2 separate regions of the Homo sapiens genome follow, and region 2 is linked to region 1. The links are chromatin contacts, found by Hi-C in ENCODE. All regions are on one chromosome and are shown on one strand. Each heading gives the region's core, a stretch centred on a gene start or an enhancer-like site at or near the end of the contact. The rest is flanking DNA. Distances are from core to core; before and after follow the strand shown.

Region 1 (7,102 bases), core at 1,468-3,967:
ATGCAACTATACAACTAATTAATAAATTAAATGCAAACAAAATTACAGAGCCAATAAATTCAGATGATCAGCATTAATTTAATATGATGGATTATGTTGCTTTGCTAAAACCAAATCACCGTTATTGAGTTTAATAGTAGAAAGATGTAGCCTTCACTTTAATTCTATATTTAATCTATTTCTGCATTTTGACTTCTATACAGAGAGTGTCTGTTTACATAAGAAGGTTGTGCACAAATAATAACTTCATGGCTTTGCTTGCTACTTCCAGATAATCAGACCATACATGTAAATAAAACTCTTCTAGTGAGCAATCTTCAAATGCCAGTTTTAATTAGGCACAATGACACATGTGTCGACCTGTTTCCCAGGAGGATGGGACGGCAAATGCACAGGTTCTAAGATGGAAGCCTGCTTAGGGAAGGAACACAAGGGACAGCAAGGAAGCTGGTGCAGCAGGACATCACTCTTTTTTCTGATACCAGAATGCAGGCTCTTCTTGTTGACAGCTAGTATCACCATAGAGTTAGGTACTTCTAATCACTCATGTGCAAGAAAACCACGTAACCAAGTGCTAAAAAAATTAAATGGGCTTGACTACATTGACACTGTGACAGCTAGCTCAACCACATGGGGATATATGTAGTATAATTCCAAGGTAAAAGTGGAAATATTTCCAAAAGGAAAATAAGTTCTCTTAAGTTAGAATTTATAAGTGTTTACCATACAAGGAATCAAGTATCATGCTTAACGTGCAGCAAAACATATCCATATGATAGATAACTAGCAATATTATCTATCACTAACAGACATCTGATACATGAATGGGAAATCATTAGATTTACTCAAAATAAATTTTCTCAATTGGGATCACCTCAAAATCTACATTTTACTTAACATTAAAGATCTTCCTAGATTTTTCTTTTTATTTTGGTAATTCCAGGAGAAAGTGCCTGAGTGAAAACTCACTCTGTTCCAATAGCCACATCTAATCTATCAGAAACTTAAGGAACCTTGAGTATCATCGATTCCAACTCTTCCATTTTAAAAATGAGGAAATTGAAGCCCAGAGTAGCGTGATGCTTTATGCAAAGTCACACAACAAAGTTTCACAGGTGGGACTGGAATCCACAGCTTCTGGATCAACTTCCACATTCTTTCCATTGTTTATGCACTTGACTTTTTATCTCCTGGACCACATGACTTAGAACACTGATTCTCAAACTTTAGCATGAATGAGAATCACCTGGAAGGTTTGTTAAACATATAGATTGCTGAGCCCCACCCCCAGAGACTCTAGTTCAGTATGTCTTGGGTGGTGCCAGAGAATGTGCGTCTCTGACAAGTTCCCAGGTGATACTGATAATGCTGGTCCAGGGACTACACTTTGAAAATGCTTTCTTAGAAGGTAATGAGCTAAGTAATGTTTTGATTTTACTCAAAAGTGTGACAACTGGAACAAGCTGAATTTTTACCCAGGCACTTTCTCCTGGAATCACCAAGTTGAAGAGAAAACTCTAAAGGCTGTTTAATGTTTGAGGTGATCCCAGTTGAGCAAAATTCTTCAATTGAGTAGATTTAATTATCTCAGTTAATATCTAATAGGCATTGTTTTTTCTTACTCAGCAGTTCAATAATTAAGCATGATTCTCATTGGAGACAAAGCAAAGAATTAAAGACAGGATAGTACTTGTTAATGCTGATAAGCCTTTTGCCCTGTGGAAAAATTGAAGTAGTATTTCTATCTTATCTAAAGTAAGAAAATGGTTTTATTATTTGGGTATTAATAATTATGCCAAAATAAAGTATTTTTTACCTGACCCAAGTAGTAGATGGAACATGTTTGGAATAGTATTATTTGAAATCCTTGGGTTAAAAAATGTTTTATGCTGAAAAATTTGACTTTGAGAAGTGAATAAACAAATCTTCCAGGAAATCCTCCTTCCACTTGAGCCTATTTTATCCCAGGCCTAGATGTGCACTTCTCCAAACTTTTGAATGTATTCAAATCACCTGGGGATTTGATAAAATACAGATTCTAATTCAGTGGGTCTGGGGTGGAACCCAAGGGTCTATATTTCTAATAAGCTTCCAGATGAGGCCTATGCTACTGGTTTACGGACTCTGCTTTGAGTACAAAGGGTCTATACAGCTCTGCTCCCAACAGGTCACCAAGGCTTGCTCTATGACCACGTTCTTCAGAACCCATTTCTTCCTCTTTGTCTTCATCTACCACATCTGAATTGCTTTAGCCCAAGCTCCCCAGCAAGATGAGAACGACTGTGCCCTACCTTGAGAATGGTGCAGGGCTTCCCAGTGCCAACCAATGAGGCTTATAATATTATAACTATATAGTTATAACGTTATAACCATGTTATAGTTATAATCTTTGAATTATATTATAATATATTATAATATAATTCAATGATTCTCCAGGTATGCTCTGCTTCGGCATCCCTTTCAGTTCCTTTTTGTTACTCCAGCTTTGGCCCTAGCCAGCTTTCTATTGAAACCTATTAAGTCATTGCCATGTGATAACTTGTTCTACTCCTGTCTGAAGATATCCCTAGTTTATTTGCTCTCAAACAATAGACCATCTGTTCAAACATTGCTTCTCTGGGTTTCCACACTCTTTCCCAAGGTGATGACTCATGGTTTTGTTTAACAAGGCAAGAATAGAGATCCCTGGGGGCTTTTCTGCTGGCCTAGCACAAGTACTAGACAGTTTTGGTGCTGGCTCCAATGTCTCTCCTGGGCTTTTCTGGGGATACCAACAACCTCACATCTCTCCCACCTCAACTCTTCAAGAATGGTTGCCATTTCTCAATTTTTACTCCTCCTCTGTGCACCCCACGCCCCAAATAGTCACATCTTTGCAGAAGTCATTATCATAACCAGAAGTAACAATGGTTAACATGATTGAACACTAAACATGTGCCAAGTACTTTGTATTGTCTCAGATTTTCACAACGAACCCACAAAATAAGAATTATTATTTCCTTTTTAGGGATAAGGAAACTGAGTCTTAGAGATGAGCAAACTTGCCCTGGGCCACACAGATGAAAATGGCAGAGCTGAGATTCAAACCCAGCTCTGTGTGATTGCAAAGACAATACACTACATTGTCTTCCTTAAGGAACTTTGAGGAATATTTTCTCCAATCTAGATCTAGGGACGTTTGTCTGGCATTGGGTAGCCTGCACTGATACAGTGGATGGTCCCATCCTGACCATTTAGTGATGTAGAATCCTTTTCATTAGCCAGTGACTACTAAGAATCTAAGTATTTATAGTTTGCAGAAAGGAATAGATCACACTCTGTAGATACCATGCTTATCCCCTCATACCCACCAAGATACAGCCCACAAAGATAAACTCGATACTGAAACAAGTTGACGTGTAGAGTATAAGCAAATAATTAGAAATTCATTAATTTAAAAAATAAAATTATATTCTTCACATCATACAGAAATATAGATTCCAAGTCAACAAAAGACCTACAAATCAATCAACAAGCATATATATAGTTAAAATTATTATAAGGAAATATAGAGTGATAATTTTGTAATCTAGAGGTAAGAAAAGTTCTCTTAAGCAAGACCTAAAAAACAGAAACAGGCAGGGTGCAGTGGCTCACGCCTGTAATCCCAGCACTTTGGGAGGCCGAGGCAGGTGGATCACCTGAGGTCAGGAGTTCGAGATCAGCCTGGCCAACATGGTGAAACCCTGTCTCTACTAAAAATACCAAAACTAGCCAGGCGGCAGGCGCCTGTAATCCCAGCTACTCGGGGGGCTGAGGCAGGAGAATCGCTTGAACACGGGAGGTGAGGTTGCAGTGAGCCAAGATTGTGCTATCGCACTCCAGCCTGGGGGACAAGAGCAAGACTTTGTCTCAAAAAAAAAACAGAAACAATAAGGGGAATAAAATCAACGTATTTGCCTACAGGTGAATTGGAAACTTGTGTATGGCAAAACACACCATAAACAACTTTAAAAGACAATAAAGAGACTGGGGAAAAGTATTTGCAATAAATATAACAGTCAAATATTGATATGCAGTATAAAGAACTCCTTCAAATTCACCAGAAGAAGAAAAACATCCCAATAGAAAAAAACTGCCAAAAGATAGAAAATGATCATTTAACAGCAGATAAAATATTTTAAAAATCAATACACATGTAAAAATATGTTCATCCTCACTGATAATTAGGGGAAAATAATTTTTATGAGATACCATTTTTTTCAACCTTAAGATTAGCAAAGTTAGACAACATCAAATGTTGACTGGGTTGTGGGGGAGACAGACACTCTCATCCTCTGCTTGTGGACAGTACTCTGCCAGGATCTATTGAAACTGAAAATGCACATCCACTCTGCAGCAGCAGTTTCACTTCCATGCATCTCTCTTAGAGAAACACCTGTACACATGGACAAGAAGATGTAGACGAGGATGCAGCATTGCTTGTACTATCAAAAAAAGGAAAAAATCTGAATGCCTATCACTGAATATACCACGTCAGTAGAAAGTGATATATACATGTGATAGAAAACAATAGAGTGGTGACATGTGTGAAACTATACATATATATCCACAGGGGGTTGGGGGAGAGAGAAAGATCTCAAAAATTCATGGCTGAGTAAAAAAGTTAGGAGAACAGTGCTTTTTAAATAGATTCACAAAAGTTAACTGAAAATAGACCATAGACCTAGATACAAAATGCAAAACTATAAAACTATTAGAAGATAACATAGGAGAAGTTCTAGACAATGTTGGGTGTGTGGGTATGGCAATGACTTAGATAACAGAAACTCATTAATTTGAATTTCATTACAATTTAAATGTTAGGAGGCTAATGCAAACATCTCCAGTGAGAGAAGATGGTGACTTGGTCTGAGATGGTAGTGATGGGATGCAGAGATGTAGAAGGACTGGGAAATCTGTCTTAGAAATAAAGTCAACAGGATTCTGATGACTATGTGTACATCTATGCAAAGAAGCTTGGAAATGGTCAGAAGCATATGCCCTGAGCAGCAACATCTCTGCTTGGGACCAGGGTGAGACAAGTGAGGCACTCAGCTTGGGCACAAAAGTTAACAGGGTGCCAAAATATTCAGTTATCAACATAGATAATATGTTAATGCATTATTATTTCTACAATCAAAATTAATGAAAAAATTTATGACAAAATATCAAAATGTTAAATAAAGATATTATCACTATGGCTAATTTTTCATTTTGCCTCAAGCTCCAGTGTGACTCGACACTGCACAGTTGCTAATCCTGTATTTAACATTTTGATATTTTGTTCATTGAGGACTTTTTTGCACCAATTTTGATTTTTTAAAGTATCATATTAAATACTATGTATCTTTTTTATTTTTTATTGATGCATAGTAGATGTACATACCTTCAGGGTACATGTGATAACTTAATACATTCATATAAATTGTAAAGATCAGATCAGTGTACTTGGGATATTCATCACCTTAAAAATTCATCCTTTCCTGATGCCAGAAACATTCAAATCATTCTCTTCTAGCTATTTTGAAATGTACAATAAATTATTGTAAACTGTATATAGACACCCTACTGATCTTTTGAATACTAGGTCTTATTCCTTCTGTGAAACTGTGTATTTGCACTTATTAATCAATTTCTTTTCATCCCCCCACCCCCACCTCTGGTAACCACCCATCTACTCTCTATCTGCATGAGATCCACTTTTTTTGGTTCCCACATATGAGTGAGAACATGCAATATCTGTCTTTCTGTGCCTGCCTTATTTCAATTAACATAATGACCTCCCCAGATACCATGTATCTTGATTCTTAAATGTTTTGGTACTTTCTTAAATTTTGCACCTGAGGCAAGTGCCTCACTTGCCATATGCTAGTTTTGGTTCTGCCAGAGCTACAGGGATGGAACAAGGATAGAGGAGGTAGTCCAAGGAACTTTATTTGTAATGTTCTAATTCTTAGGAGATTACACTCATATATTACTTGAGTAATCTTTAAATATATACACAGATGAAAGACAGGACTCAAATGTGTCAAAATGTCACCAGAGTTTATTCTGGGTAAAAAGGTGTAAGGGAAATGGTTCTTGGCATTACTGTACTTTCTGGGATTGTAATGGCCTTCAGTGCACCACCCAGATCTCTCTACAGGACAAGGCACAAGTTCTCCTAGCTGCTGGGAGCATTGGCTGCTGATGGCTCACAGCTGAGTGCCTCTTTAAGTCTTGCTCTCTACTGAAAAGAACAGTCCCATCCAAAGCTACTCCCCTTTCCTGGGGACAACCCTCAAGCAATCACTAGTCAACACAGGGATCCAGCTTCCTTTAGCTTGTCCCATTTTCCTTAATGTGAGACGTCTCTGAGGGGCCAGCCTAACTGCAGAGCTGCCAGTGGCATCACTGAGGCCACTGTTACAACTACACTGTAGCCCAGCATCTCCCTCTACCTAATGCTGATTCCCTCATCACTCACACCCCCTCAAAAAACCTCCTGCATGCAAATCTCCATCGCAGTGTCTGCTTTCAGGGAAACTATCCAAGGTATTTTCCAAAATTCCCAAAATCCAAAAATATAAGTGAATTCATGCACTCCAAACATGAGTGAATAGAATTTTTTACATTGGGAGTGAAGATTTTCAGAAGGATTTTCGATGGTATTAAGACTAAGTAAGAGGCCAGTGTTGATCTATCTCATTCAGTGAGTACCATGGTGAAAACAGGGTTAAACAGAGGCAAGGACTGCTATCAGTGGCTGTTAGTTTAGAGGGCAGCTGTGGATCCCATTTGACATGACCTAGAACAAAGGGCCCGGCATGTCTCTGAGTTTAGTGTTTGCAGGAGGGAAACTGTCATTTGTCCACAAGTATGGGTAAGAAGCTGGAAAGGGGTCAGCATTGCTCTACTCAATTTGAAAGACAGATTATCTTTTTAGCAGGAACAGCTGCCAATGTTAATTTTCAGTTAAATTAGATAGCCCACCTCAGTTGTCCACCTGTCAAAGAGAACTTCACGACTATTTGGAGACTGATACAAATCAAACCATATGATACGGTTTTGCTCTGTATCCCCACCTAAATCTTATTTTGAA
Region 2 (7,102 bases), core at 2,871-5,370, 880 kb before region 1:
TGCACCCAGGTGAAATAAACAGCCTTGTTGCTCACACAAAGCCTGTTTGGTGGTCTTTTCACACGGACGCGAGTGAAAAAAATTACAGAATTTATATGAATAAAGACAATGAAAACAGTATGTATCAGAATCTAAGAGATATATGTAAAGCAGTGATTGCAGGAAAACTCATAAGTTTTTAAAAAAGAGCTAGGAAAGAACAAAGTAAACCAAAAGAGAGCACGAGAAAGGAAACTATAAAGGTTAAAGCAGAGATTGAGAATAGAATAAAATAGACCTCATTAATAAATCAAAATCACTTTATTAAAAAAAAAAAGCAGAAACACCACTAGCTAACTTGTCCAAGAAATGAAGGGATAAAGTACAAGTATACCAATTAAGAAATGACAAGAACTGTTGAAGCAGAAGAGATTTTTCTCTATAGAAATGAATTTGAAAATTAAGATAAAATGGGTAATGTCGTATGGAAATACATATTACCAAATTTACCCTACTAGAATTATAAAGCTTAAACAGATCGATTTTCATATAAAAATATTGAGAATATCATTAAGAAATAGCCCTACAGAAAAACAGTGTCCAGATGTTTTCCCAAGAAGACTCTAACAAACACTTAAAGATAAGATAGTTCTAATGTTCTACATATTGTTTCAGAGCATTGAGAGTAAAGGAAAAACTTCCTTATTAATTTTGTGATGCAAAACCTGATAAAGACAGTACATGAATGCAAACTACAGACCAATATCACTTGAGTGTAAATTTTAAGAAATAACAAAATATTAGCAAACAAAATTCAACATTACAGTAAGAAAATAATATACCATATTCCAAGAATATGGGTCAATATTAAGGAATTCATTAGTAACATACACCAGATTGATATATTGCCAAAAAATAACTGTACATCTGGTTATTTCTACAGATGCTGGAAAAGCCATTGACAAAATTTTAAAGCTATAATACAAAATGAGGCTATAATATGTGTAAATATTTATGCACTAATTTACATATACACTGTAAACATATAAATAAATTACTAAATTACATATATAAATTAAATACACACACACACTCCTTAGTTCTAAAACCAATATTTTATGTAAAAAGAAAACACTAGAGGCATTTCCACTCATATCAGAACAAAGCAAACAAACACACAAAAAAATAGAGATCCTGAGAGACAGAACAATCTCCCACTGTACTTTGACCACTTTTGTCATTCAAAATTGCAAATTGGAGTGAAAGTTATCTCACCAGCACCCCTCCTACTTGGGGCCCAGGTAAATAGCAGTTTAGACAAATTCCACAGGACGTTCTGTGGTGGATGCCAACAGTGTGGCTCTTAATGTCATTGCTTGTTTCAGTGGGAGAGGAGCCATTTTAAGTCATTGTGAGATGAAGAAAAAAGAAGGAAGGTGAGAAAGGGTGAAAGGGAACTCATGGCGAGAACATCTGGCTATCAGGGGCAGAACAATCTGACCAAGATATGAGACAGTGATAAGCAATGGCATCAGGTCACTTTATTCGAGTGAAGGAACCTACTGTAGGTTCAGCTAACTTGGATTTCACACAAGGTCCACTCTCCTTTTGAAAGTCTCTTCTAGCAGTAAACAAGCCATCTGCAAGAATGAGCTGTTCTGATCCCTCGGCCACACAACGTTGTCTAAAACTAATTTCTGTGAAATTAAAAAGTTGCTGGGGTTTCTACAACTTACCCTCCTTGTCTACCTCCTTCTACCCCAAGGGTGAAATTGGAGCATTTGAAGGAGTAAAATAATTAAATTATGCATCCCAATATTCTATCATGGAAGAGAAAAGTACATTGTTTTACAAGCACAAGCCAGGTTATGGAGTGAAGGAGGTAAAAATGGGAATGAGCTCATCACTGTGCAAGATAAATCCTGAGCATTTGTCTCTCAGTAAGAGCTTAGATGCATCGCCCAACATCTTCCAGCTACTTGAACATGCAACTCCCAGGACTCACTCACTATCTCATCCTTCACCTACCCCCTCCTTTGTACACATGCCAATCCTATAATGTGTAATTCCTCATGTCTACTTATTCATGCTTTGGTGCCTTCTTTAGGATTCCTAAAGCCCATGTGCTGGTGTTAACTAGCAGTTTTCTGAATCTGCTTCTAAGGAGCCCATTTCTAATTCTGCATCATGGACTAAATGAGAGGCAAGAGGACACCCAGGCAGGGCCCTTCAACAAGAGTTCTGTGGATTTATCGGTTGTACATTTTGGATTTTGGGCTAACTTTCCCCTGAAAAAAACAATCCCACTCTCCCCTATGCTCCCTTATCTACCAAGTGAGAATTTAAAATATATATCTTGGAGAAAAATTTCTGGACTATAGAGAAAGTATTGATGGGGTTCAGGATATGCCGTCCCAAAATATGACTGAGGAAGATCAGGATATGCTACTCCGAATTATACCACTTTGGCATATTGATTACTTTGAGCTAAAAGAAGTTGAGAACCGGCCAAAGAGGGAAAAGCTTCCCACGTCCCCCTCAATTGCAAACTGTAAAACTCCCTGTTTGTAAAGGAAATTTTCGTTAATAAACGCATCTGTACCAAGAGGAGAACTACTCTGAAAGAACTTTTTTTAATCACCTGAAGACATATCTGCATACCAAGGCAACTTTTATTCATTATGTATTTCCTCCCTTCACCTTCTCATAATCTGCCCCCACCACTCCTCAGATACTCCAAGTCTCTTGTTCTGAGCTCCTGTACGTTTGGGAGCAGGTACAACTAGTCAGCATCACGTGCAACTAGAATCTCAAATACCAACTTACTCTGGGATATCTGCGATTCAGGTGTTGTTTCTGCATATCTTGAAAAAATTTTCAGTGTTATATTGTCTTTCTGAGCAATAATATTTATATGCTGTAATAAAAAATCCAGTAAAACTCCAAATATGACTTTCTGTTCACTACTAGATATATATATTTAGAGCATTTTAAGAGGTTTCTCTTCTAAAAATGAAAGTGACACTGTGATAACTGTAGGCCTTAGACCTTAGGAGACATTGCAACTTCTATGATTGCTCTCCCTGAATGCTGCAATGAGACTGTCACATAAGGAAGTTTATCTATCCTATTTAAGGATGAGAACCACAGAGCCCCAGCTGATGATTAGAATCAACTGCCAGACATGTGAGTGGGGATCTTGGGCCTTGCAGCCCAACTGATGCTCCAGCTGACAACGGTTGTATGAGTGAGCTCAGGTGAAACTAACAAAGGGATTTCCCTGTAAACTTACACACAACGGTGAGACATAATATTTTGTTGTTATTTAAAATTACTAATTTTAAATAATTTTTCAGGTGTCTCATTATGCAGCAATAGATAAGTGATAGAAGCAGAAATATTACTTGAGGCCGAGCATGGTGGTTTATGCCTGTAATCCCAGCACTTTTGGAGGCTGAGGCAGGAGGATTGCTTGAGCCCAGGAATTCAAGACCAGCTTGGGCAACATAGTGAGACGCAGTCTCTACAAATAATACAAAAAGTAGCTGGGACTGATGGTGTGCACCTGTGGTCCCAGCTACTTGGGAGGCAGAGGCAGGAAGATTGCTTGAGCCCAGGAGGCGGAGGCTGTAGTGAGCCATGATCATGCCACTGTACTCCAGCCGGGGCAACAGAGAGAGATCTTGTCTCTAAAAAAAAAAAAAAAAAAAAAGAAAGAAAAAAGAAAGAAAGAAATACTATTTGCCCAAGTCAGAGTATTATTATTTTCAGCATTTTCGTGACAAGCAGGTACAAGTTGTCCCTGTTCAGCTAAGTCACATGGCTTGGTAGGCAAAATCAGCTGCAATTCTGCAAACATAGTAACTGTGGTATAGTTTTTGTTCAGTGAAGACAAATTACCTATTTTATTATCTAAATTTTAAACCCTTTAATATGCTTTCCCAAAAGTTGTCTGAAAATTTTTTTAAAAATCACGAAAGAAAACTAGTGGAAAGCATGACCTAAAAAATGCAATGATTTTCTCAACCTGAAACCAGAAAAATAGAACATTCAAGTATTGAATGAGACATTTTAGTTCAAACTTTGAGGAAGTGACATTTCAGCATAGAACTGAAAGCAGTGAGGGAGTTTGCTGTGCAGTCATCTGGAAGAAGTGGACCAGGCAGAGGGAATAGGAAGCTCGTGCAAAGGCCCCAGTTCAGGAATGCAGTTGTCACGTTCTTAGTATGATTAACTTTTGATAACTATTTATAGTGAGAACAGTGTAGAATAACACAATTGAAAATAAGCTAAACTTTATGAAATTCTTTATTTTCAACATAAAGCGGGATACAAAGTTGACTAATAGAAAAGCAACTTCTGTCTCACTTTCAATAAAAAAAAACTAAAGGACATTGGCTTTAAGTATTTGCTAGCTCAAAATCTGGTTGTAATCTATGTCTCTACATCATTGCCTGGCTCTAATCTCCACCCTTATGACCAACCCAGGTGTCTGGGAGTCTAGTCCAAGTTTCTTGTTCTGAGCCCCTGTAAGTTTAGAAGCAGGCACAACTAGTAAACATCACATGCCACTGGAATCTGAAATGCCAACTTATTTTGGGTGTTCTGGGATTCAGGGGTTGTTTCTGCATTCCCTGAGAAAAATGCTCAGAGTGTTACATTGTCTTTCTAAAAAATAATATTTGTGTGCTAATAAAAAATCCTCCTGAAGTCTAAATATGACTTCTTGTTCACTACTAGATGTACATTTATGGCATTTTAAGAGGTTTCTCTTCTAATTTTTTTCTCTTCATAAAAAAGTATCAAATTTATTTTAATATGTAGTTTCATTTTAAAATTAGAGCTGTTGGACAATTGTTTGTAACTTAAAATTAATTATCAGAGGTGCATAAAACATTAACCAGTTATTAAATACTGACAGTGGATAAAATTACTGGACCAAGTATTTATAAATGCCAGGTTTAATAGTAAGAAGCTCCAGTTACACTACTTAGCTAAAAGAAACATGCTTTAGGCCAGGCGCGGTGGCTCACACCTATAATCCCAGCACTTTGGGAGGCTGAGGCAGGTGGATCACGAGGTCAAGAGATCGAGACCATCCTGGCCAACATGGTGAAACCCCGCCTCTACAAAAAATACAAAAATTAGCTGGGCATGTTGGCGCATGCCTGTAGTCCCAGCTACTCGGGAGGCTTAGACAGGGGAATCACTTGAACCTGGGAGGCGGAGGTTGCAGTGAGCTGAGATTGTGCCACTGCACTCCAGCCTGGTGACAGATCGATATTCTGTCTCAAAAAAAAAAAAAAAAAGAAAGCATGCTTTAGCTCTTCTAGTAATTGCACATTTTTATTTTTAAATAATTTATTCTTACCCAATTACTACCATGCCCAATGAAATTTTCCAAATTTTAAGACGTTCTTTACTACTTATGAAGTATGACTTAACTGTTAACTCTTTGAGAGTTCTTTGAGAGTTCTTGAAACATCATTTGAAGTCTTAAGTCTCACCTTGAACCTATTCGATCAAAAAATATTGAACATTACTACCACATAAATTAAAACAGAGAATGGGATAAAAAACCGAAAGTGGAATCTATATAAACAGCAAATTATGGGATAGTACATTCTATTTCACAGTGGTACTTAGCATACGAATAAACTGGTTCTTGGCTGAATGCGGTGGCTCACGCCTGTAATCCCAGCACTTTGGGAGGCCAAGGTGGGTGGATCACGAGTTCAGGAGATCGAGACCATCCTGGCTAACACGGTGAAACCCCGTCTCTACTAAAAATACAAAAAAAAAAAAATAGCCGGGCGTGGTGGCAGGCACCTGTGGTCCCAGCTACTCGGGAGGCTGAGGCAGGAAAATGGCGTGACCCTGGGACATGGAGCTTGCAGTAAGCCGAGATCACGCCACTGCACTCCAGCCTGGGTGACAGAGTGAGACTCTTGTCTCAAAAAAGAAAAAAAAAAAAAAAAGAATAAACTGGTTCCAAGTTACTACAGCGTTTGGCATATTTATTGCAAGCTTTAAATAATAATGTCACTTTTCTCAACAAGTTATCTCTAAAAAAATGGCAGTGCTTTTAGGTACAAAAACTGTTATATCTAGTAGGCAAAATTCTACACAGTCAAAATAAAAGAATTTTTTATAAAATTATGTTTTAAAAATGCAGAATGTCTTGATAATTACTAGTTGTCTGAAAGACTAAAATCAGAAAAATGCATCAATTAGATGTACTTATTGATTAATATTACTTTGCTTTGATAAAGCCAGAAATGATTCTATTCCAAGAAATAAGCAATAATAATAAGATATGTGATTAATGTACTGTATCTCTTTTAAGCCAAAGCACACTTTTCATCTCAGAGAAGACAATCCTGACTTTTAACATTCTTAATTTTCTTTACGCAGAACAGGGCCCCATTTTAAACCATTATTTGAATAGAGTTCATAATCAAAAGTCATTTTTCTCCAAAAGATATTTTCATTTCAGTACAAAGCTGCAAAATGGCAAATGACTAAGTCAGTTATAAATAATTTGTACCATAATAAGTGCTAATTTACAAGAATTGTCAATAGATACCAACAAACTTCTATACCCAAGCCTAGAAGTTGCTATAGTAATAGGTTAGAACTAACACAGTTCTTCCATATGGTCAGATTTTGTTTGCTAAATAAGACTGTTATGAACTCGAAAGAAGAAATCTTAATAGGTCTTTCCAAGGCTGCATAATTTTCCAAATTATTTTCCTTTGATTGTAGAGCCTGCACATTTTTTCAGTCCTTTTATGGTTGTTTAGCTTTTGCAATATTTTCTTGATGTTTTTGTTTCTTCTTTTGCTCCTTTCACTGGCCTCAATCATCTTGGCCAATTTCCAAAACAGTACAGCACCTGCCAGTAACAGTGGAGGAAAGGCCAAAATGTCTTTTGTAAGAAAACCATATGGGTCCTTTGCAGCCCCATTATACAACGTATTCAGCCCAAGCTTTTATATCAAACATCTTTATAGCAGTTTCACTTATTCTTGATTAATGACCTCTCATTTTGTCCTGGGATTATTAGTGAGCCAATCACAATTTTAGATTACCCTTGGTGGTTTGTATTCTTTAGTTCTACTGT

The links. A loop is a pair of places that touch in the nucleus more often than their neighbours do. Pooled maps may share reads with other maps.
Region 2: a loop to region 1 is called in a map with no recorded cell type, with 3 times the contacts of the local background. The contact joins two enhancer-like sites. A Hi-C loop is called at or near these places in 2 of 37 single-sample maps with no recorded cell type and 2 of 50 pooled maps.

What each region holds. Positions count from the first base shown.
Region 1 is chrX:42,114,791-42,121,892 of GRCh38, reverse strand. No RefSeq gene overlaps it. Among named protein-coding and RNA genes, the nearest start is that of CASK, 190 kb to the right of the region's middle. RefSeq lists a silencer at 4,339-4,418. Within about 2 kb of position 2,717, at least 2 of the 41 ENCODE cell types and tissues checked have a DNase peak (open chromatin) inside an H3K27ac peak, as active enhancers do.
Region 2 is chrX:43,000,054-43,007,155 of GRCh38, reverse strand. It overlaps the pseudogene SMIM15P1. Among named protein-coding and RNA genes, the nearest start is that of PINCR, 170 kb to the left of the region's middle. RefSeq lists an enhancer at 1-191. Within about 2 kb of position 4,120, at least 2 of the 41 ENCODE cell types and tissues checked have a DNase peak (open chromatin) inside an H3K27ac peak, as active enhancers do.